6 separate regions of the Mus musculus genome follow, and regions 1, 2, 4, 5 and 6 are each linked to region 3. Evidence: chromatin loops called from intact Hi-C (ENCODE). Cell type or tissue: heart. All regions are shown on one strand.

Evidence for each region. Hi-C counts contacts between places; a loop is a spot of excess contacts. Peaks named below come from ENCODE experiments on the same cell type or tissue, not always from the same donor. Only the 100,000 strongest peaks of a DNase experiment are listed, where the experiment ranks them.
Region 1: a loop joins it to region 3, with 16 times the contacts of the local background. A loop is called at or near these places in 13 of 42 quality-filtered maps.
Region 2: a loop joins it to region 3, with 10 times the contacts of the local background. A loop is called at or near these places in 26 of 42 quality-filtered maps.
Region 4: a loop joins it to region 3, with 9 times the contacts of the local background. A loop is called at or near these places in 5 of 42 quality-filtered maps.
Region 5: a loop joins it to region 3, with 6 times the contacts of the local background. A loop is called at or near these places in 8 of 42 quality-filtered maps.
Region 6: it touches region 3 in a loop (4-fold over the local background); 2 of 42 quality-filtered maps call a loop at or near these places.

What each region holds. Positions count from the first base shown.
Region 1 is chr1:179,230,124-179,234,123 of GRCm38, reverse strand. All of the region lies in intron 5 of Smyd3 (SET and MYND domain containing 3), which reads left to right. Among named protein-coding and RNA genes, the nearest start is that of Gm31349, 96 kb to the left of the region's middle. In heart, a CTCF peak has its summit at 1,882 (motif pointing right); no DNase peak of the experiment used is centred here; H3K27ac peaks cover 825 bases.
Region 2 is chr1:178,528,742-178,532,741 of GRCm38, reverse strand. Kif26b (kinesin family member 26B) reads right to left here and starts at 3,617. Exons shown (of 15, transcript NM_001161665.1): 1 at 3,117-3,617; 2 at 1,952-2,353. The coding sequence starts at 3,179. In heart, CTCF peaks have their summits at 1,807 and 2,007; a DNase peak (open chromatin) is centred at 2,031; H3K4me3 peaks cover 3,882 bases; H3K27ac peaks cover 3,260 bases.
Region 3 is chr1:179,475,641-179,479,640 of GRCm38, reverse strand. The region is part of intron 1 of Smyd3 (SET and MYND domain containing 3); the gene reads left to right. Among named protein-coding and RNA genes, the nearest start is that of Smyd3, 40 kb to the left of the region's middle. In heart, CTCF peaks have their summits at 2,361 (motif pointing right) and 3,001; no DNase peak of the experiment used is centred here; H3K27ac peaks cover 1,430 bases.
Region 4 is chr1:179,311,487-179,315,486 of GRCm38, reverse strand. The region is part of intron 5 of Smyd3 (SET and MYND domain containing 3); the gene reads left to right. Gm31349 (a long non-coding RNA gene) reads left to right here. Exons shown (of 2, transcript XR_373746.3): 2 at 1-4,000. Among named protein-coding and RNA genes, the nearest start is that of Gm31349, 15 kb to the left of the region's middle. In heart, a CTCF peak has its summit at 1,670 (motif pointing left); no DNase peak of the experiment used is centred here.
Region 5 is chr1:178,466,055-178,470,054 of GRCm38, reverse strand. All of the region lies in intron 3 of Efcab2 (EF-hand calcium binding domain 2), which reads right to left. Among named protein-coding and RNA genes, the nearest start is that of Gm31289, 36 kb to the left of the region's middle. In heart, a CTCF peak has its summit at 1,615 (motif pointing left); no DNase peak of the experiment used is centred here.
Region 6 is chr1:178,958,384-178,962,383 of GRCm38, reverse strand. All of the region lies in intron 11 of Smyd3 (SET and MYND domain containing 3), which reads left to right. Among named protein-coding and RNA genes, the nearest start is that of Gm46249, 180 kb to the right of the region's middle. In heart, a CTCF peak has its summit at 1,901 (motif pointing right); no DNase peak of the experiment used is centred here; H3K27ac peaks cover 1,469 bases.

The DNA of each region.
Region 1 (4,000 bases), 250 kb after region 3:
GTCTTAAGTGCAATCAAAGATCTTTTGGTTAGTGCCAGGGTATGTGTGCCACTTCTGTACCCTTGGGGTTTTTGTGCCGCACAGCTCATTGTGGTTCAGAGAATGGAAGAAGTAGTCTTCCATATGGTTATCCAGAATGACTAGCCCTGAGAAATACAAGTAACATTGTACAGACAGAGCAGGTTGTCCTTGGATATTTATGAATACATATGTATGTACCCACACACATACGAACATGATGTACACACATGAACAACAATTAATGAAAAAGAGGCCATGGATTTGAAAAAGAGCAAGGAGAGGTGGTGAGAGAGTCTGGAGGGAGAAAAGGGATGTGGAGATATAATATAATTATATTATAATCTCAAAAAACAAAGAAGTCCTCAGAGATCTGGTCATGGTGGCCATGCCTGTAACCCCCACAATCCCGAGGCTGAGGGAAGAAGACGTTGACTTGGAGGTCAGCCTGGGGAACCAGGGGCTGGGTACAGCTCAGGTAGAGAGAGAGCCCTTGCCAGTGTCAGCAATTGTTTGCTTTGCAGCGTTTCTGGGACCAGCAGTGGGAGTGGTGGGTGGTGTCTGCAGATTCTCAGAGATTCCGCAGGGTGAGTTGGCTTTTGTCTTGGCTATACTTGCATGTGAATTTTGTCTCTGCGTTCCTGTATGGCACTTAGGGCTCCATGGAGCAATAGCCATTTCATCTTAGTGAGGAAAACCGGGAAGTAAAGAGCCTTAGAGGGTACTTACAGTGTGTGTTTTAAGCAAATTCCCCCAAGCTTCACACAATATTTCTATTTAGCAAATGTCTAAGATTCAAAACATTGAGGTGAAGGAAGAAGGGAGAATAAAGGAGAGCAACCAGCATTCCGTATTGCCGGGGAGTGTCGTCAAATACAGGCTTGTAAGTATTTCTCAGGCTGAAGGCTGGGGCAGGAAATAGACACAGAAGTCAAGGCCCCATTGTTCTGCTGTGTTGTGTTGGTGCTGGGGATGGACCTCGGGCCTCACACACACTAGGCAAGCTCTTCTGAGTCATTGCCTCCCAGCATAACTCTCTTCCCACTGTCTCTCCTCACTACCACTCCTGAGAGGGACAGCCATGGCTGCAGGGCAGCTCATTCAGGTCGCCCTGTGGCAGGCAAGTGACTGCCCCCCCCCCCCCCGCATACACACACCTGTACATATGCTGCATTTCATCCCTGACAATCCCTTTCATTTGGAAGATGTATGTTTGGGTTAAGGTTGTTGGTACTCGTCATCTGGGAATGCACTAGAAATCTCGGTATCGAAATGTTTAGCTTCTTAGATGAGAGAAGCCCTCTAGGAGAATGAGCAGACATCTCACTAAAGGGGAGAAAAGATGTCATGCCATTGTTTGGGGGATATAAAGACTTAAAACACACACACACACACACACACACACACACACACACACACACAATTATTCATGTTCTCAGTGGGGGAAAAAATCAGGAAGTTGCTGGCTGCATACAGGACAAAAGGGCCCTTCCCTCCTCCCACCAATCTCCCACAGTTCCTCCATCCCGGCCTCCTGGGAGGGAACCCAGGGCCTCACACTTCCGTGACAAGTGGGAACTGTCTCTCAGCAGCAAGTCTTTACAGTGTTTCTCATTACTGTCACTCCTGAGTGGACACAGCCATGCCCGTTCTCTCCAGTGTCAAGGAAGGGACTGGAGCTTTGCCTCGCACAGCCTGACATGGGCCTCACAGTTCAGATTGTGCGCGAATGCATTTCAGTCACAAAATGAACAGCTCCTTGAGAGAATGAAATTATCAAGCTGAGCTGCCAGGCTGGATCTGGCCTTCTGTTCAGCCAGGCTTGGAGAGGTTTCTGACTGTGGGTGAGCCTGCCTGCTATACTCCCGTTAAACAGAAGAGGGCGGCAGAGAGACTGATTAGAAAACCCACTTCCTTATTTGCTTCCCTCCAATGCAAGCTCTTGTGCAGTGTATACTGATAGGAAATGAAAATTGAAATTAGCACCTTTTATTTTTTTCAACACCAAGTGATTAGAGAAAAGTTTAAAGTAACACAACCCAGATTTCTTCCCGCCAGGCCCCCCCCCCCCATACTGATGTTGCCAAGAGGACTAATACTAGGGGATTTTGATGTTCACAGATGTGACAGTCAAATGCAATGGATTATTTGTTGCAGGTAAATAACCCTGATGGGTCTTGGCTTTCTCCTGGCATTCCATGTGCTTGTATAAAAAGCATGCACTCCCATGTGTTTTGATGGCTTATCGCAACGCATTTGCCCGCTGGAATTAAAGGGTCCCTAAGGAAAGCTGTTTCATTTCTTGCTAAGACAAAGGAACGTTAATGCCATTTGACTTAATTTTGGTTTGGCACTGGCTTTGTTTTTAAAATATTGTTTTTACAACCCTGTTCTTTTGATGATAGAATTAGTGTCTAAGCTGGCTGATTGGGTGGCTTTAGGCCCTTGACCTTTAAAATGTGACGTAATTGAAGTCATGTTTATCTGAGGAGGATGGTTTATGCTCACACACTGTACGTGAACTCTGGCTGGCTTCTCATTAATATTCTATCTTTTTTTATCTCTGGTCTAGGACAGCTGCATACCCCAGGGCTTCTTTCTGATATTTTAGTATTTTCTGGTTTTAAGGTTAAGGACAGTGAGTAGTCCTAGCAGGTAGCCCTTGCTCCACTGTGACTCATGGGGTCAAGTTATTGGTAGTCCTCCATAAGGAAAGCGAGGAGCCCACTGTGACATTTTATATTGTGATAAATTTAATCTATTGGTGGCTTGTCCTTACGGCCCCACTTTATAGATAAGCTATGAATGAAGTAACTGGTCTCAATGCTGCTTTCAAAGTGAGAAGTGTCATTGTCCAAGGGGAAGGGCATGTGGCATGGCCTGATGGCTTAGCGTGGAAAATGAGTGTGTGTGCTTATGTGACAGCCATGACCCCCTCAGGACCTGGGCTTCTAGCTTGTTTCTACCTACAGTATTCATGATCCCACCTGTCACCTCTCTGTACCCCTCCTCAGCCCAAAACAATACAGAAAATCAGTCACCTTTGCTGTCTATCAGTGGCCTCAGGTCTCAGCTCTGTCCATGTTTTGGGATAACTTTCCTATGAAATGAGGGAGTAGACAAGGACACCACCGATCTCTTTGATTGCATTAATGTATTGGTTATCATCGTCTTTGTCATCTTCCTTCTTCTCCTCTTCCCCTCCATCTTCTCCTTCACAAATCTATTTTATTGTTTTAACTGTATGATGTTCCGCTATGTGTATGTCTGTGCACCACATGTGTGCTTGGTGCCTGCAGAGGCCAGATGAGGCTATCATATAACCTGTTTTTTAGTTTGAATAGGAACGGCCCCCATAGACTCCTGTGTTTGAATGCTCGATCACAGGGAGTGACACTATTAGGAGGTGTGGCTTTGTTGGAGTAGGTATGGAGGAAATGAGTCACTGGAGGTGGGCTTTGAAGTTTCAAATTCTCAACCCAGGCCCAGCATCTCTTTCTTCCTTCTGACTGCCAGTCCTGATTTAGTATGCTCAACTACCTCTCCAGCATCATGCGTGTGTGCCTCTTCAGCCTGCATGCCACTGCACTTCCCACCATGATGACAATGGACTCAACCTTTGAACTGTAAGCCAGCCCCAGTTAAATGCTTTTCTTTTTAAGAGTTGCTTTAGCCAGGATGTCTCATCACAACAATAAAACCCTAAGACACCCTGGAACTCAGAATTTCACACAGTTGTGAGCTGCCACGTGGCAGCTGGGAATCAAACCTGGGACTTGCTGTCTCTGGATGGCTTTGGGATTTGTTAGTTTGGTCAGTTTGGTCCTCAGTTTAGGTTACATAACTGACTGAGGAAAGGTTGTCTTGATCTGCTATGTATTTCCTCATGAGTCTTAAGGTTTCTATCTCTGGGTTATGGGGTCAGGAAATAGGGTCTTGGAAAGTTCCTGGTGATGTTACTAAGAATATAGTAGAGGTAGGT
Region 2 (4,000 bases), 950 kb after region 3:
GCAGAGGGCACCAGACAACGTGGCATTTGTTTGATTACAATGCTGCAAACATTAAAGATGTTATAGAAATTGTATCTAATTAGAAGGTGACAGCGACTACCATTTACACAATCCCCAAAGTTACCCTTCCCAAAGACAATCAGTAGGTGGTTCATATTAAGGCTCCATAGCTCACTCGCTATCAATGAGCTAGCCCAAAGCATCCTTGTTCCTGGCTAAACCCTGCAACTCTGGCAACTGTGTATGATGTTCTAATGTGTATAGATCAGTGACCGTCCCCAGACTCACAGCTCTCCTCTCAATGCCCCTGGATCATAGAGCAAGCACTGAGACTTGGCCTGTCCAGGACTTGGCTGCATCTGGAGCCATTGCCCCCTCTACAATATGATCAGTTTCACATCACTTTAATTTCATCCAATAAATAAAATCTGAACATTTATGGCACTGCCCTCTAAGCAGTGTGAAATGAATTTTCCAGGTGGCTTTAACAAAAACAAAGGCCCCCGTCTCTCGCATGACCCCATAAATCACCAGGCATGCGCATGCAGCTAAGCTTCAACCTTTGTTTCTTCCTGTCTGTGTTCCCGCACCCCTTCCCTTCTTGAAGATACGAGTTGGTGCTTCTTTACTCTTGCACCAGAGGAGCAAACAACAACACGAAGAACCCCTATGAGCATGTGACTTCAATGTTCTAAGATAATTTTGGTGGCCTGTGACTTATTAGGATTACAAATATCAGCCACTGTCACATCTCAAGCATCAGGATCTCTCAAATGTGTATCCATCAAGCCTCTCTCACCCCATTCCACAGTCCCTTCTTTGCAACACTTGACACAGACGAGGATACATGATGGACTGTGGATTCATCAGAAGATAAGCTCTCCTCAGAGAAGGATAGCGTCCAAGAGGACCTGCCGTCTCAGGGGCTGTACTTTGAACGGGGTGGGAAATCAAGTAATATTAATGGAAAAAAAGAAACTAGGTCTGTGTTTGGGGAAAGGTGTTAAATCAAGACAGTGTAAGGCTGAGAGAGGATCCTGGCCCTGAGATTTACTCTTGCGGTGTCCTGGAAGATTAATGAAGGAACGACAAAAATGCCAAATTGACAATAACCCAGAGTTAATTATTCTCGAGATTAAGTTCTAGATTTATAAAACCAATTCTCCCGGGAGCGACTTTTCCCGTTTTAAATTTTACAGCAGTCTATGGCTGTCTGTGTAATTGAAGCCTGGTATACAAAACATCCATGTGTGTGCATGGATAAGCAGAAGAGGCAAGCAGATGTGGCTACTCCTAAGCCCTGCTATTCGGAATCACAATATTTCATTTCAAAAGTCACAAAAAAATAAACCAGAAAATGTCATTGAGCAGTGTCAGCAACCTCCCCCCCAGTAATGCGGTTTTCTTGATGTTTTTCTCGAACCACTGATAAAAACTCTTTGAAGTGGATGAGTAAATATTATCATGTGATAGTACTTGGACCCAACTGTGCAAATACAACTGCATTGTGTTCCGCTCTGGGGGCTCCAGGCCGGTCAAACCACGCAGACGGGGTTGCTATGGAGGAACCAATGTGCTTATTAAATAAGCCCAGGAGCAGGTCAGGATGTAGCTCAGCTCTTACAGCGGGCCACCTCTTAATCTTCCTCACTTAGACACATGGAGTGTTAAGAGAGAAATGCTGGCTTTGGAAAATATGTTTCTGTGATGCAGGGAAGGTAGAGCCACAAATAAGCCATTGGAACCTGGAACTCGCAGCAGCTGGCTGTTAGTGCCCCCTTTGGCATGCTGCTGCAGACAGGGTAGGGAGAACCTGTATGGCTAACCCACTGGGGGCATCCCCTGGCGCCGCGAAGCCGGGTGCTCAGCTAGGGGCCTTACACCCGGGCGCCTCGAGGCAGCATCCTAAGGTGGGGCGCATCTTCCCGCAGAGCACCCCGCAGTAGCTCACCTTTCCCGGGAGGGGTCCCGGCAGCAGCAGCTTGAGAGCCTGCCTCTTCAGCTCCACCAAGCGGGCGTTACAGTTCTCGCACCAGACGCCGCGGTCGGAGCCGGGGGAGGAGCCGCCGCCGCTGCCCGAGCCAGGGGAGCCGGTGCCGAAGCCGGGTGAGCCGCCCAGAGAGCCGGGCGAGCTGGTACCAATGCCCGGAGATGCAGGTCCCGGAGAGCCGGTGAAGGAGCTCGGGGACGAGGTGCCCGAGCCCGGGGACGGGGTGCCCGATGAGCCCAGCGCAGAGCCTGCTCCCTCCGGGGTGGGCCGGCTGCCGGCGCGCGACTCCTCGTAAGCCTTGCGGTACCAGCTCTCAGGAGAGCAGGGCGCTGAGGGCTTGGTGGGCGAGCACATTTCGTTCACCTGCCGGAGAGACGCGCGGCGTCAGGCCCTGTAGAGCCATCAGTCCCCCGTGCGGCGGAGGGCTGGTGGGGGGGGGGGGTCGCCGTCCTGCCCGCACTGATGCAAACCTGCCCTCCATCTATCTCCATCCTTCAAGTGACCAATCCTTAAGGAAGTCCTGTCCCACCCACCCTCGCCAGAGTGACCCGCACGCAGGTCCCCCTCCATTCCTCCTGGGGTCAGCACAAGAGCTTGCGGGGTGTGGATATCCTGCAGCTTCTGCGAGAACACCCAGAAATCCAGCGCCCTACTCTTTCAAACCCGGTACCCACCCCAGCAAGGGCCTAGGTACACAGTCCTAGAACACCCTATCGCAGGGTGGGTGACTGTGACTTCTGGATGTTTACTCATTCGGGGAACAGCCCCCACCCCAGGTCCTGCAGGTAAAGCAAACGGGCTCCCCGCTCCAGGGCAGCGATCCGAGGGAAGAGCAGAGGAATTCCTGGGAAATGCTCCCCCTCGGCTTAACTCTGTCTGCAAGTCCCGAAATACTGCAAAAGTTAAGGGTGTGAGGAAAGGGAGGAACCAAGGGCTGAAGACATTCCCGTAGCCAGGCGAGCTGCAGACCCGCCTCCATGCACGCACGACCCCGCCGGCCGTGGGGACGCCGGTGCACCCGAGAGCTGGGGACCCTGCATCCGCCGCCGGCTCCCGGGAAGCAGAGGACACCCACTCAGATGAGTCCCTGGAAACGCATCTCCTCGTGGACACCGCCACAACTTACCCCGTATTTCTTGCCCCTGGTGGAGACCGCAAGCCTCTCTTTATTTCCGGCTACCGAATTCATGGTGGCTCTTCCAGAGGAAAGGGTCTAAATGTTCCCACAAGGCTACATCCAAAAGGTCTGCCAACCCAGACGCGTCCCCCCTCGTGGTAGGGGTTGGTCCTCAAGTCAAGATTTCTTAATGGGGGGTTGGGAAGAATGAAAGCAAATGGACCCCAGAAGTAATAGCACCAATTTGCAGGAAAGGTTGGAACGGCTGGTGGTTCTCAAATAATGGGTCTTCTCATCTCTCTGCCTCCTCCAGCCACGCGTCCTCTCTTCGCGGTCACATCCAGATCGCTAGCATTTTCCTCCACCCGGCCAGCGCGCGTTCTCCTCTAGCGGGGCCGAAACGGAGGAGGACGGCGGCGAGGACGCAGGGAGGCTGCAGGGAAGGTGGGCGAGCCCTCGCCGAGCCGAGCCGGCGGTGGGAACTTGCCTCCTTCCCCGAGCTCGCTAACTGAGTTCAAAGAAATTCTCCCAAAATATAAGGATCCAGACTCGGGGAGGAGCCACGGCGTGTCGCCGAGCCAATATGCGCCGTCCCGTTTTCTCCTGACAGTTGCGCGCAGGGCAAGGAGAGGGCGGCTGTACGCGGCCGGAGAGCAGCCCGCGGTCAGGACGCGTGTGTCCGTCCGGGAGCAGCGCGGAGCCTAGGGAACCTCAGCCCCGCCGCCTCGGAGCCCGCCGGGCCGCCGCCGCCGCCTCGCCTGCCGCGATCCATTTACGGCGCGGCGCTTGGGCCTGGCATCGCCAGGCGCAGCCGGGGCGGGGGTGGGGTCGTAAATCTGGCTCCGGGCGGGGAAGTTGCTGGCGAGGGGCCCACAGCCCCGGGCTCCGGTGCT
Region 3 (4,000 bases):
GTGTGCAGGGTGCAGAGCTTGCTTTCTCCTTTTGATTCTGTCCAGGATTTCAGCCCATGGAATGGTGTCAGCACAGTTAGGGTGGACAGGCCCAGATCAGTTCAGGGCAATCTAGGCAATCTCTGACGGGCGTGCCGGAGGTGTGGCTCCTGCGCAATTGGATTAGATTTATTCATTTTACTTTTTGCCCGCAAGTTTTATGTGTTTACTGTGTTCATGCTTCGTGCTCCCAGGGGTCAGAAGAGGGCATCAGATGCCCTGGAACTGGAGTTATAGATGACTGTGAACCATTATGTTGGTGCTGGGACTTGAACTGAGGTCCTCTGTAAGAGTAACAAGTGTTCTTAACCTCTAAGCTATCTCTCCACCCCTCCTAGGTAATTCTCCTTCCTCTTAAGTTCATGTTATTAACCATCACATAGACTAAGCCAGGACAGTTGTACATCTCTATTCATAGAGGAACTACAGATTAAGAAAATAGTTAATTTTAGTTTTAGTAATTATTGAAACTAGTGTTTTATATACGTATTCTAAATTTTATTATTTGGACATAGAAATAATACTGCCTTTAAAAAATAAATACATGAGTTTTTGATCTAATAGTACTTTAAATTTTTTTCCCTTCTGTGTTTTGTAGACAGTCACACCACTGGTAGGCACACTTTTTTTTTTTTTTTTGCCTCGTGTCTGACAGAGTTTTGTGTCGACAGTGAGAGTCATCATCTCTACAACTCGCCAGCTGTGTGACTCTGGGCAAGTCATTTATGGTCTCTGTGTCTGAATGTCCCTGTCTAGTAAACGGGACAGAAATGTGGTTCTCATAGGACTGTGGTGAATGTCGTATGAGGGTTCTCTAGAGAAAGAATGAATTAATGAATCCTTCTCTCTGTATAAAGGGGGTTTATCGGGATGCCTCACAGGCTGCAGTCCAGCTAATCCAACAATGTCAGGCTGTGAACAGAAAGTCCAAGAATCCAGGAGTTGTCAGTCCATGAGGCTAGATGTCTCTGCTAGTAGACACATCCCTAAGAGATAGGCTCTAATCTAATGCCAGTGAAGGAATGGACTTGGCTAGCAAGAGAAGAGCAAGCGGGCACAGAGCAAAAGCTTCCTTCTTCTAAGTCCTTATGTAGGCTTCCAGCAGAAGGTGTGGCCCGGATTATAGGTGTGTCTTCCCACCTTAAGATACAGATAAAAGGTGAGTGCCTTTCCACCAAAAGTCCTGACTAGAAGTGGATCCACACACTTCTAACCAAGCAAAAAATCTGTTGTAGGTGTGCCCTCTGCTTCTGGATTGTAGTTCATTCCAGATGTGAGATTGGCAGCCAGGAGTGGCAGTCACAGATTCTCTATACATGAAATGATCTGATGTTTGTGAAACGGGGAAGACAGCGTGTGATACCCAGTAAGCACCATCAAACTGCTTGATGACTAGGAAGTACCCCTTTCTCCAGGCTGGCCTTAAACACCTAATTTAGCCTGATAAATGCTGGCTTTCAGGCTTATGCCACCACATCTAGCAAGCATCCTGCTTTGGATGTACTCATTAAATGCAGATTTTACACAGAGGACTCTTAGGTCAGAGTGAAGCATTGTGTGTGTGTGTATACATGTGTGTGTGTATACATGTGTGTGTGTGTGTGTGTAATCTCTTTTAAAGTCGATTTTGTGTTTTGGACTAGTTTTGGGTATAGAGATACAAAGAGGTAACATATGTACTGTGCTTCTCAAACACACAGCTGTCCTCACGTCTACATCCCAGCCTTAAGTACAGTTATCACAACTCCTGACTCATGTGACACATCACCTAACAGCTAAAGTTTGTATTAAGATTCACTTAGTGTTGCATATTCTCTGAGTTTGGACCAGTGGGTGTGACATGTCTCCAGTTCCATCTATCCCCTCCTCTCTCTCTCAGTCAGTCCTGGCCACCGATGCTCTTCTTCCTGCCTCTGTGGCCTTGACTTCTCCCGAATGTCACGGGGATTTGGATCATACTGTGTATAACCCTTCCAAGTTTACTTCTTTCGCTTTGCAACATGCATTGAAAGTTGATCCTTGCTTCTGTGGCTTAATAGCTCATTTCCTTTAAATACTGAGCAATCCATTGTCTGAATAAAATTCTATTGCCTTTGAATGACTAAATGTCTTCCCTGGGTCTTGTCAGTGAGCTAATAAATAGTCTCTGAAAGCCAACAAAGTCCTCTGCCAATCTCCTTGGCTCTAGGCACACAGAAGTGATCAAAGCAGAAAGGAATGTTCCCTTGTGGGATCTCCTGCATGTTTGTGGCTTAATTATGTTTGCTTTCTGTCCCATCAGCCCAATTGGGAGTCTTGTCTTCTTTTTGGGACTTTTCAAGTGTGGTAATAGCCTGGCATTTCCACTAGGTGGCAGTAGGGTCATATATAATGAACAGTGCAAGGCACTGAAACCACTAGTTTGTTCATTAACAGAGTTCTTTTTATAATGAGTTAAATTTAAATGCTTGCAATAACTCTCCAGATATAATCATTACTTAAAATAGTACTTTCATTTTTTAAAGTTAACATATAGAATAATAGATTTCATTATGACATTTTCATTCTGATGTCCCCCACCCCCACTCCCCACACTAGGGTTTCTCTATGTAGTCCTGGCTGTCTTGGAACTCACTCTGTAGACCAGGCTGTCCTTGAACTCAGAGATCTGCCTGCCTCTGCTTCTCAAGCACTGGGGTTAAAGATGTGTGCCTCTACTCTCACAATCCTAATGAGTGCTTTTCAGAATAAACTCCAATACATATAATTTCTTAAATTCTTTAAATCTCTTAAGCTACTTGTTGTATGTGTAGGAGTGTTTTGCCTGCATGCGTGCCTGTGCACCGTTAGGTACTTTGTCCCTAGCGGGGCCAGAAGAGAATGTCCGATCCACTGACTGGGATTGAGGTCACAGACAGTTGTGAGCCACCTTGTGGCTGTTGGCAGAGCAACCCGTGCTCTTAACTACTGAGCCACCTCTCCAGCCCCAGGCCCTCAAATTCTTGAGTTTGTCTTCCTTTGATCAGTGAGGTGTTTACTGTGATCCTCACACAGGCTAGGCAAGGTCTAGTTTTGAGAGTTCAAAAGTTGAATACTTGTTCCTTGATGTCCTTGAGATGTCACGATTTGACAAGGGAGACCAGCTGGATTAAGGGATGTGTTACAGTGAGTGTATGTCCCAAGTGTCCTCGTTCGATGACTTTGACAGATGCACACCTATGTAACCTCAATTCCTGTTGAATTACAGATGACTAATGTCTTGGGGGTAATCAGAGGGACAGTTGAGCGATGGTGGCCTAACAGGCATTTCTGAGAGAACGACCTGGTGACTTTGGTTATTTTTTACCGGTTCAGCTTCAGTCCTTTTGAGTCCTGCACGTGCTTTGGTTCTTCTCTGCCATTTGTCCAAACAACACACGTGCGTTAGAAAAGACGTGCGGTGACTTTCAAAGAAAGCCCGGGCGTTATATTTCTGATGATACAACAAGCAAATCGAGAAGACTCTCAATCCAACAGCAGCGGGCTGTGGATTCACAGGATTAAATGGGCCAGCGAAAGCAGCAGGCTTCACTGAACACCGTCCGTGCCAGGCACAGCCTGAGTGTTGATCACAGTTACCGTAGCCCTAAGCACTGGTCATTTCTGGTTTTTCTCTTGTTGAGAATGGCAGCAAGGAAACTGATGTGCAGAAGATCACAGAGCTCATGTAACCGGTCGTAGCTGGAGGCGGCAGGTCTTGACAGCCTGATTCCACAGCAAGGTTTCCAATCTTGCCTCCAGAAGAAGGGATTTTAAATTACAGTAGGGAAAAAAAAATCACAAAAATAAAATGGAGATTTTGTTTTTATCCTTGTTTGGGGGAAGGAAAACGAAGAACACACGGGTAACAACAAGTGGTTGCTTATTCAGGGCCCGCTGTATGTGGCAAGGTGGTCAGCTACCCTTGCGTTGGCAGTTGGGAACGTTTAGAGTGGAGCCAAGG
Region 4 (4,000 bases), 160 kb after region 3:
GTGTGTGTATGTGTGTGTGTTCCTATGTGTGTGTGTTTGTATATGTTTGTGTGTGTATGAGAGTGTGCTTGTCACTCCTCTCTCATATTATCAGCACCATCCACTCAGGCTGATGGATATGGAAGCACACTCGGATTGTGCTGAGGGAATGCATTTGTTAGTCTCTATGAGTGTTTGTTTTTTCAGGTTGCTGTGTTCTGCCTCTAGGCTCTGAACCTTGGTTTCTATGTCAACAGATAGGATTCTTGTGGAGTGTTTGTAAGACAGCTAGCTGGCTGTCAAGGATACTTGTTGTCCAGAATGGCTTGCATTCCTGAGGCTGCACATGGATTTAACATCTCACATGATACCACGATAAGAAACTAGTTTGTTTGTTTGTTTGTTTCCTTCTTTCTTTCTTTTGAAAAGAGAAGGGAATGAGAGGCCAAAGTTTCATCTCTGATGACATTAGCAAAAGTCACAGACACTCTGTGGACTTCTGTGTCAGGTATAGTGAAGTGACAGTTCCTCTCTCATGTGTTTATTGGAGCACTGAATTGAATCTATGTACAAGCACAGTGCCTAGTACAGTTCCTGGGGGTAAGCTGCTTACCCCTAACTAACCCTTTCTCCTCTGTGCAGCGAGTATCTGTGTCCCTGTCTGCTCAGCATCCATGCCTCTCTCCTCCAGGACCAGCCTCTGGGCTTTGGGTGGCTTCACTTTCCCTAATCCCCACCTTTGTGCTAGGGATCCAACAAAGGGCCTTAGATGCTGGGCAAGTGTGCTTCCACTGAACTGTGTCCCCAGTCACCTCACCACTTTTAAACCTTGAAATGGGCAAGGTGATTGTGCTGCAATACACCCCAAATTCCCACTTGTTTATGAAGTAATTTCACAAACATTCTTCCTTAAAGGGCAAGAAATATTTGTTGGCTGCCTTTTTCTCTGTACACCCAAGCCTAGGGCTGGAGTACATTCAAAGGACGTTCAAAGGACCCTTCTCTCCTGGTGCTCTCAGTACAGTGACTTCACAGGGGCAGAGTAGGGATGGTCCTTATCTAGCAGGTGTATGTAGAACAGCCAGAGGTACAATCCCAAATTAAGTTTGGTGCCAAGTGTAGTAACTGTTCACTTTACTCTAAAAGAGTTAATTAAGCAATTATAAGTTAAAAAAAAAAAGCCTTAGTTCCCATTGGTCAATTAGAGGCTCCTGGAAGAATGGTTAATTATTGAATGTGTTCACTTTATATTATCTTTTTATGTAATCTAGAAAAGAAAATATTCCAGGCGCTGGTTGTGCATGCCCTTAATCCCAGCACTCAGTAAGCAGAGGCATGTAGAGCTCTGAGTTCCAAGACAGCCAGGGCTATACAGAGAAACCATGTCTCAAAAAAAAAAAAAAAAAAAAAAAACCAAAAAAAACCCACCAAACCAAAACAAACAACAGAATTGGATGCTTTATCTTACATGCATTTGGCCTGTGAAATGAATGTCGTCTCTCTTTAGCATCCTCTGAACGGTAGATGTAAGCAAAGTGTTCTTCTCATGCCAAGCTGCTGATGGCTCTTAACGAATCAGTGCCACTCTCTGCTCAGAGGCTTCATAGAGTGGCTGGTTTCATCTGTCCTGTCATTAGAAAACTTGCCTTGACTGTGAAGTCTCTGTGTTATTGAGAGCCACCTGCTGGCAGGGTCACTCCTGCATATGGCCACCCTGATTTAGATGCTTACGGCTGATGGGGACATATTGATCTTATTAATTTTATGTGTGCATGGGGGTGGGGTCAAATATTATAAGAATGTCACTGAAGCTGCCAAGAGCAAGAATATGTCACTACTAAAAGTTAGCTTGGTACTGTGGCCAGGATAGAAGCTATTGGGCCCCGGCTTGTGTATCTCATGATGATTACAAATTCACACTGGCATGTTTAACAGAAACCTAAAATTGTGTATGGTACTGCCTGGTGTTAGACATTGTATATACAATTTAACAGTAGACATTTAATTTTTAGAGTATCTGAGATTTAGAGCAAAATTGTGATGATAGCGCAGAGTTACCAAGTTTTCTCTGTTTACTGTTATCCTAGTATTGCACACTGCTATAGTTAGTGGACAGTGACAGTGCACAGGTCTGTGCTATACAGACGTTCTTAGCTTTCACATAACAATCTTTTCCCGATCTTGTATCCTGCCATACCAGTCTAGTCATCGTGTTATTCCAGCTTTCAGTTACTGTGACAACTTCCCAGACTTGCTTTTTTGACAGTCTTGCCTGTTTTCCCGATTATTGGTCAAGGATTGCAGAACGAACCTTATGTAGCAGAAGGTCACATTTGTTGAAGTGGGCTTTATTGGGTGGAGTTACATGCAGATATGGGTTACATAGAGGGAAAGTTCTGATTCTATTGGCTTCTTCCCAACCCCTGAGAAAGCTGTGACTTACTGTTGCTGTTGGCCTTAATCACATGACCAGTTGGTGTTGGCCCTAATCACATAACCAGTGTATCTTCCCCACAGTCTTTTGAAGAACACTGCTGTGTTCAGCCCACACTGATGGGCTTGGGGTTTTGTCCTACCTGTGAAAGGAGTCTGTGACGGTTACACATGCTATTGGCAATTTTCTCAAGGGAATATTTATGTCTTCATCTATTAGGTGTTTGTATCAGTATATGTTTAGAGACTCTAGTTTTGGACTTTGAGTTACATTGGAATCTACCCTAGCTTGTCACTCGCAAAGTGTCCTCACTTCGACCACCTCCTTGGGTTATGTCCCTTTGACATCCCCCAATCATTGTGAAACTTTTTATTTATTTTAAAAGTATATCCCAACATTATAGCTTTCTATGATGCTCCAGGCTCATCTTCTGTATTTCCTGCTGTGTCCTGGGAGCAGCCATGTCTTCAGTGAGCCCTGATTTCTCATAGCAAAGAGTTTAGAAACCAGGATCCTATCCCTGGCTGCTGGGCCTTTGCTCCTCTGTCACATAGAAGAGTTTTAGCCGTCCTCCCTTTATTAACTTTTTAAATTTTAGATATTTCTTATTTTTATGTGTATGTGTATTTTACCTGCATGCAGGCTTGCACATGTACGTACCTGTTGCCCGAAAGGGCATCATATCCTCTGAAACTGAAATTATGGACAGTTTCGAGTCATTCCGTAGGTGCTGGGAATTGAACCCAGGTCCTCTGCAAGGAATAAGTGCTCATAACTATGGAGCTGCCTCTCCAGCCCCCTAACTCCAGGGTTTTGTTTGTTTGGTGGGGGAGGGGTCCAAGTTTTAATTTGTTTGGGTTTCTATATTAAGCAATACCATTTCTATTAAATATTAGGGACCAGAACTGTTAAATAGTTGTGACTTCTATGCCTTTGGAAAGAATGTTCTGTTGCAGGTATCTTAAAGAATTGCAGGAGCAAAACAAAATAAAAAGGAAAACAAAGTAAACAGAACACAGATGTGTAGGACTCGCTGTCAGGGATGCTGTGGGTGATGCTTGGGCAGAGTGCCTTTGCAGTAGCCTTTGTGAGCAGGGGGATCCCTGAGGATGAAGCCAGGGCCTCCTCCGTGGAGCTCCTGAGGCAAGCATCCTGTACCTGAGCTCCCCAGCTCCCGACTCTCAGCTCTGCCGGCTTTCATTTTTTATGGACTTCTGTCTGTTTATGACTAGACTAAGAAGTGCAAGTAGCCACTCAATTGTATTTACTCCTTAGAACATTTCTTTTTTTTTTTTTTTTTTTTGCTGGATGCCTAATATCTTAATTATGCAGTGAAAAGTGATCTGCAGTATCTACTCCCAGGAATGACTGTTCTAGTAGGTGATTATCTAATCACCCAGTGGTCAGGAAAGGACAACACGGTATTAGGTATTTTCCTGGCAAACACTCTCCCTATCTAGAACTCAACAACTTAGAGAGATCAGAGAGATCTGATAAATGATTTAATTTATATTAAATGATATATAGTAGAATGATAGAAAGTAGAAAATATTTGACATTACATCTCATTGATATTCTTGCCAAGAA
Region 5 (4,000 bases), 1.0 Mb after region 3:
ATGTAATTATAATCTCAAACAAATAAAAAGAGTCTGTCCCAGAAGATCATTTATAGAGCAATAATTTGTTTACATTTATTTATCATGTATATGTGTGAGTGTGGGCATACTTGTGCCACGGAATAAGGAGGTCAGAGGACAATTTGCAGGAGTCAGTTCCCTCTTTCCACCATGTGGAAGGATAGGACTCAGGATCAAGCATCTCACTAGCACACAGTGAAAATATTAAAATTAACAGCTTGATTTTCCCTTCTTATTCCTTCAGAAATTGTTCCAGAGTAGGACAATTGTTTTCATGTCCGCTAATCCTTCTATGTCCCCTAAACAGCTCTAGAACAGACGACAGCTACCTTTACAAAATCAAATCCTTTATCTTACAACAGAGCTTCATCAACCTACTAACTTTAGTATTCCAAAGTGCAGTTCTGTAACTCCATCTGAATTATATTAGAGCTGACAAATGACATATAATATGTTCCTTATGCACCTCCCTGGGTCTCTCATCACTAACAAGCCCTCGGTGATGAGAACATTAAGGTTAAAACTCTACAGATGATTTTTGAGATTTTTTTTTAAAGTTTTTTAAACTGTCTTATTGTTCTATTGCTGTGAAGAGATGGAAACTCTTACAAAAGAAAGCATTTAATTGAGACTTGCTTACAGTTTCAGAGGTTAGTCCATTATCATCATAGTGGAGAGCATGGCAATATATAGGCAAATACCGGAGAAGTAGCTAAGCTACAACATGATCCACAGGGAGGGGGAGGGGGAGGGGGAGAGAGAAGGGAAGGGAAGAAGAGAGGGAGGGAGAGAGGAGAGAGCACACACACACTCTCTGGGCTTGGCATGTCACCTTCAATGACATACTGTCTCCAAGACCACACCTCCTTCAAATCCTTCAAATCCTTTCAAACAGTTCCACTCCCTAGTAACTAAACTTTCATATATATGAAACTATTAGGACCATTCTTATTCAAATCACCACATTAGTGGTGAATGTTAGAGACAAGCTCTAAACAATCAGAATAGCAAAAGCAGGTATAAAGTTTTTCTTTTCTTTTCTTTTTTAGATAGAGTCCTGCTATGTTACCTAGGCTTGCCTTAAAACTCTTAATCCTCCTGCCCAAGCATCTCTAGGTTGATATTATAAGTTTTTGCCATCATGTCTAACATAAATCTTCTTCAGTTTAAAGAGAAAGGATTATACATACACACACAGACAAGCACACACACATACGCACAAACGCACACACACACACACATGCATGCACACACACACACACACACACACACACGTACACGCGCGCGTGCACTTTACAATTTAAAAGTAAGAAAAGGGCTGATAAGGGACTCTGAGGGCGACAACATTTACTGCAAAAGGCTGGTAACTGGAGTTCAGTCCCAAAACCCCAGGAAAGGTAGAGAGAAAGGAACAGACTCCACAAAGTTGTCCTCTGACCTTCATATGTCCACCATGGCATACATGTGCATGCCCAAACACACCACACATATATACATGCACATAAGCACATGCACACAATTTTTCAGTCCATTTTAAATGTTTCTTAGTCCATTTTGAAAATCTAAAATTCTTTCCATGACTCGACACTGCCCTCTAGAGGCCATATCTATATTTCTCTAAATGTAGGTAAGCAATGACATTTAAAACATGACTATTCTAAATACGACATTCATGGAATGTTTCATGAGTGACAAGAACTATTTTATTATAAATGATTTTATATTCAAATAATTAATTTTATTTTAGTATAGTTTTTAACAGAAAGTTGCAAAGATAATAAAAGAATTTTCACCTGCATTCCTATTGCTTTAAATTCTTTAGATATTTTATTGAGGCAAGATTGACAAACTAAAATTATACATATTTAATGAATACTTTAATATACATATAGAGTGAAATTATACATATAGAGTAAAATACAAATAGATGCTTTAATATCCATATAAAGTGAAATTATTACTACAACTCAGGTAATTAGCATATTTATCACCTCGCTGATTTCCGTTTTTTTCTATAACAAGAACAATTAAGATCTATCTTATTTGACTCACTGTGAGTTGTTTAATGTCTACCTGATGAAGCAGTGTGAGTTTTATGAGATAGGATATGACTGCTTTGTGAACCCTGAGAGTTGATGATAACAGTAACACTACCCAGAATACAAACCCTTCTGCTCCTATGCTGTGCAATGAGACCTTTCTTAGAGGGCTCCGTGTAGAAGCTCCAGGCGTGAGTACACCTCACTAACCACACAAACCTGCTTCTTCGGAAGTGTGGCCTTGCCTCGCTGTTTACTGTTGCTTCGTTCTGTTTGTATGATGCTAGAGTCTGGGGAAATGGACCACTCTTAAGGCCAGGCCCCGTGCCCAGCAGTACAACACAAGCAAACTCAAGGGCATCTCTGGACATTCTTTGTCTCATAGTGCTTTGTTAGGGCCTGCCTGCCTGCCTTCCACTTACCTGACAAGTCTTTTGTGTATATATTATGGTTTCCCAGTTCTGTGGGTTTGGGATTCCTGTGTGTTGAGCATGTGTATCTCTGCATCTATAAATGTTTCTTGTGCTTTTTCTTTGGGTGTTTTTCTTCTGTTTGTTTATTTTATTTTACTTTATTTTTCATTGTATAAGCCTGTTAGTTTTCTAAGAGAGAAAGGGTGTGAGTTTTGAATAGGAGGGGAGGTGGTGATCTGGGAAGAATTGGGGGACAGAAAACCATATCAGAATATATTGCATAAAAAAGTCTATTCTCAATTTTAAAAAGTTGACTAGAACTATGTTTGAGCTATGATCTCATTAGTTCATTAACATTCAAGAAAATCTTCTCACAAAATAAACAACCAAAACAGACGTAGAGATCAACATGAAGAAAAAGGATCCTACACAGAGAACTCTGGGAGACAGGAAAGAAGAACATGAATCCAAGAACAAAACAAGTGCCTGGAAACCCATGCCATCAGAAGCAAGAAACTCAGTAAAAACATTACAAGAGTAAGCTAGGAAGGCTGCAGAGAGAAGACAGAGATGGAACAGTCTGGAAGCACACAAATGACCTGAAGAATTCTAAGAGATAACAAGAAGGAAAACAGGTACATAAAAATCAACGCCATAGCTGCAAGGCCTTTTTCTGCAGCAAAGGGATGTAAGTCACTGGTTTGAAGGCCACCAGGTCCTTAATACAAATGAAAGTGCATCTACATCCAGACAAACCATTATGAAATTTCAATTTCTAAAGACAAAGAGAAGAAAAGCAGTCCTCTCCTCCAGACAGGAACTTTTAATTAAGAAATCACTGGGACTGGAGAGATGGCTCAGTGGTTAAGAGCACTGACTGCTCTTCCAAAGGTCCTGAGTTCAAATCCCAGCAACCACATGGTGGCTCACAACCATCTGTAATGAGAAGACAGCTATAGTATACTTACATATAATAACAAATCTAAAAAGAAAAAGGAAGGAAGGAAGGAAGGAAGGAAGGAAGGAAGGAAGGAAGGAAGGAAGGAAGGAAGGAAGGAAGGAAATCACATACAAAGGATGGATCCAGACTATCTCAACAGCATCACCAGGAGTCTAACAACACACAGTGCTTGCTGTGTATTGATGTTTGGTTGGCTGGCTGGCTGGCTGGCTGGCTGGCTGGCTGGATGGTTTGCAGTACTAAGGACTAAACCTAAAGCTTCAGGTGTATTGGCAAGTACTTCATTCTGGACTATACCCTCAGCCCTTTTTGGTTTTAGTTCTTATAATTTTTTGAGACTCTAAATTCACTCTGTGATCCATGCAGCCTTAAACTTGAAATCCTTCTGCCTCAGCCTCCTGATTAACTAGAATTACAGGCCTGTACCACCAAGCCTAGCCCCAAACTCTTAACAAAATTCTATCCCCAGCAATAAAAAAATTAAAAAATAAAGAAGTCTCAAAAATATTACCTCCTTTCTAAGAAGTTATCAAAGAATGTGTCAAATATGAAAGAAATGAGAAATA
Region 6 (4,000 bases), 520 kb after region 3:
ACACAATAATGTGTGTGCGCACATGGGTGTGCATTTTGCCTGAATGTATGTGTGTGAACCATATGTGTGCAGTGCCCATGGGGGTCAGAGAAAGGCACTAAATCTCCTGAAACTGGAGTTACAGGCAGTTGTGGGCTGATTTATGGGTGCTGGGAATGGCACTGATGTCTTCTGCAAGAATAATAGTTCAGGGTTCTTAACCCCAGGGCCGTCACTCCGTCCCCAACAACAGCAGCTCTTTCTGGCCTGGTTTCTGCCACTGACCATGTCTGGAAGCCCCTCCTGTGGGCACCCCAGCAGTCTGCTTTCTCTGTGATGATGCATAGGCACAAGCTGTCTGACAAGGCCAGAGACCCTCCCACAGCAATGGCCCTGACCTAGTCCCTGGAACTGCCTGTCAGTGTAGCGTACATGAGTGAACAGGTGATCCCTCCAAGGATATCTAGCCTCCCTGGAGCGTAGCCCTCAGGGTACCTGACACTTAGAGTGGGTCTGGGATGTTGTAGAGTGGTGTGGGGTCTGCAGGGAAGCTTCTGAGCTCACATGGGGCCTCGGAGACGTTGGCGTTTCCTGCTGCCTGCCTCAATCAGTGGCTCTGGAGCCGCCTGTGGGCACAGCTTTGCTTGATGTCCCCTACTGAATGCCACGTCCACCTCCCCTAGCCCACACATGGCTTTCATCTTGGGATGGGCAGAAGAAGGAAACTCATCCGTGTCCCGCTGTGGAGACCCGATACACAGGCTCTTATCATGTGTTTCTTTTCCTTCTGATTTTTGTATCCATATTCAAATCATGCTCGGGGAAGTCATTTATTGCATTCCCCGGGCTCACAGTAGAAAGCATATGAGATCCTTGATAAACTTAATATACTTATATTAAAAATTAATAAGAAAGCCACATTGTTTCCAGCTTTAAATCATAATTTGATCTCATTCATTCTATTTAATACATGGTCACAATTCTAAAATTACGTTGTTTTTTTTTTTTTTTTTTTTTAAAGATGTGATGAGATGGAAATGTGTCGTGGGAGCCTTTTCTTTATTTCTCAGAGAGCCCTTTGCCTCTCAAGCAGCTGACTGTCTACATTGCCATTTCCAGTGTAACATTCGGAATCCGAACGGGGGTGTAGCGCATCCCGCTGGAGGCTTCAAATGAGTCCTCCGTGCGAGACTGCATGCAGGCTCCTTTTAAATGCTACCATTAAAAAATAAAATTTAATGGCAAGAGAGAAGCTTTTCCCAAACCAAGCCTGCTCCAGTTTAAATTTCCTTAATCTGTTTTATACTCCACTACAGGAAATTAAACTGGAATTGTCCCCTCTGACGTGCACATGTGTAGCATTTGGGAGGCGCTGAAGGCAGAGAGCCTCAGTTCCCAGCTACCATTGCTATGGCTTGCCCAAGATTTACTGCAGCTTCGTTTGGGGGGTCGAGGTGAGAGGAGGCAGTCCCCGAGCCCATTCAGGGCTCCCTTCCATCCCAGGCACATATTTGCCCCAGGACCATGACAGACACAAGTGGCATCCCATTCCAGAACCAGATCTCGTCCTCCATCACCAGGCCTGCCCATTCATGTCAAATCACTGACACCTTCAGACACATGGAAGTCACTGGCAGACTTACCAGTCTTTTTTTTTCTTTTTCTTATTCTCAATTTCTCTTCTGTATATGACTATCACTCAGAGAAAATCTTGTTTATTAATTATAACTAAGCTCTTATTTCTACACACATGCTTGGGGAAACACAGATCAGCCTTCCACTGCCAGGGTGACAAGAAGCCAGCATTGTCATTAGGCTGTCGGTCAAGTTATAGAGAAATCCAGGTCCCTCTCTAGGTAGAGAACCCCTGAAACACAGCCATCAGACAAAGCTTCTCTGCTCAGGAGCTATGAGAAGAAGCCAGCAGAGGGCGCTGTGGCAGCTGAGCCCTTTCTCAAGTCGAGATGCAGGGGCTCTAGCAGAGAACATTTATCCTCAGCAAATCACAAGCACAGCCAGCCCGAGATAAGTAGAAAGGGACCAGATAGACACAGTGGCTTTCAAGTCAGAGAACTTGCCATGAAGGTTCTCTCTGATCCAGAATCCTCTATAGTGACCCCATCATTCGGGTCCCTGTCTCAGACCCCGGCATGTCCAGCGCAGCAGAGGGCCCAGGGCGGAGCAGGGAAAAGAGAATAAAACATGAGGCACCAGATGTTGCTCTCTAATCTTCTCCCAGAGCCTGGCTGCCTGCAAGGTGGGGCAGCTCCTGCTCTTCCCCACTATTCCAGCAAGCCCTGCCTTGGGATATGTGTGCAGTCACTGCAGGACAGACCTGTGCAGATTAACAAGAAACAAGTTCCCTGCATCTGTCCTGGCCCCTCCTGTGGGCCTGACTGCCAGTGTCAGTCCAGAGCCATTTTCAAATGTCCTTTTATTTTCTCCCAACATTGATCTGTAACCCTATCTCCTGCCTCTCTGCCACCCCCCCCCCCAACACACACACAGGTTGAGGGAGAAAGGCAGAGAGAGACAGAGATAGGCAGCAGGCAGGCAGATAGACAGACAGTAGACAGACTACTTTCAATTTTCTTTTTCTCCTAACATCTAGCCATAGCCACATCTTCTGCCCCTCCAACATGGACACACACACACACACACACACACACACACACTCACACAGGTTGAGAGAGGGAGGGAGGGAGGGAGGGAAGGAGGGAGGGAGAGAGGGAGAGAGAAAGAGAGATTGATTGAGGGAGAGACAGGCAGGCAGATAGACAGTCAGACAGAGAACACCTTTACAGAAACCCGAAGAGAAGCCAGGAGCACAGGCTAACAGCAGCCACCAGTCTAAGGCTTTCTCGCCCTGCCTTCAGTCTTCCTCTCTGTAGAGGCCAGGGCGTCTGACTTGATGATGTCGTGTGGACAGAGGGGATTCACTGTGAGACCTCTCAGTGCTTTCCAGCTCCAAAGTCTCTGCAGCCAAGGAGGATTTGTCCCAACAAATGCCTAGCAGAGTAAAAGCAAAAGAGACACACGCACACACGACGACAACAGTAGCACCAGGAGCGAACCCAGAGACTGAAAGATCTGTGTCCTATCATAATGTAAGTCAGCTGGAAGTGACCTAACTCTTCAAGAGTGGTTTATAAAATAATATCCACAGACGCAGCAGAGCTGTTCACACCTGTACAGGGTGAATCATGCTGACTTTAGATTAGCACCAAGTAGCAGACAATGGCTGTGATTTCTGGGAGTTACTGCGCCTGTCCTCAGTGGGGTGTGGGGGTATCAGGTTGTCCTGGAGTCCATTGCCTGGTGCTTCACAGCCACCAGCACCACCCCATAAAGGGTCTTTAGAGCACAGTCACACCGGATACAGTAGCTTTGCATTCCTTCCCCTCTCCACATCCTGCCTTCCATTGAACAGTACATGGTGCTGCTGCTCGGGTCATTCATCTCTCCATAGCAAACCATCCAAAGACTCAGGAGAGTGAAGAACAATAAGATTATGTTCACAGTTCTGAGCCAGGAATTGGGATTGAACACAGCAGGTGTGGTGGTTTGCATATGCTTGGCCCAGGGAATGGCGCTGTTAGGAGGTGTGGCCTTGTTAGAGTAGGTGTGTCACTGTGGATGTGAGCTTTAAGACCCTTGTCCTAGCAGACTGCAAGCCAGCCTTCTGCTAGTTGCTTTCAGAACAAGATGTAGAGCTCTTAGCTCCTGCAGCGCCATGCCTGCCTGGATGCTGCCATGCTCCTGCCTTGATGAACCTCTGAACCTGTAAGCCAGCCCCAATGAAATGTTGTCCATATAAGAGTTGCCTTGGTCATGGTGTCTGTTCACAGCAGTAAAATCCTAAGACAGCAGGAATGGGTCTCCAGCTTTTCCACAGTGCCTGGCTGGCTTCTGCTTGGATGCTGAGGTCATCTAAAGCCTCTCTAGGAGTTAGTCACCCACAGCTGCCCACATGTGGCCTCAGCATCTGGCTTGGGCTTTCTCAGGGTTTGGAAGCTGCTGT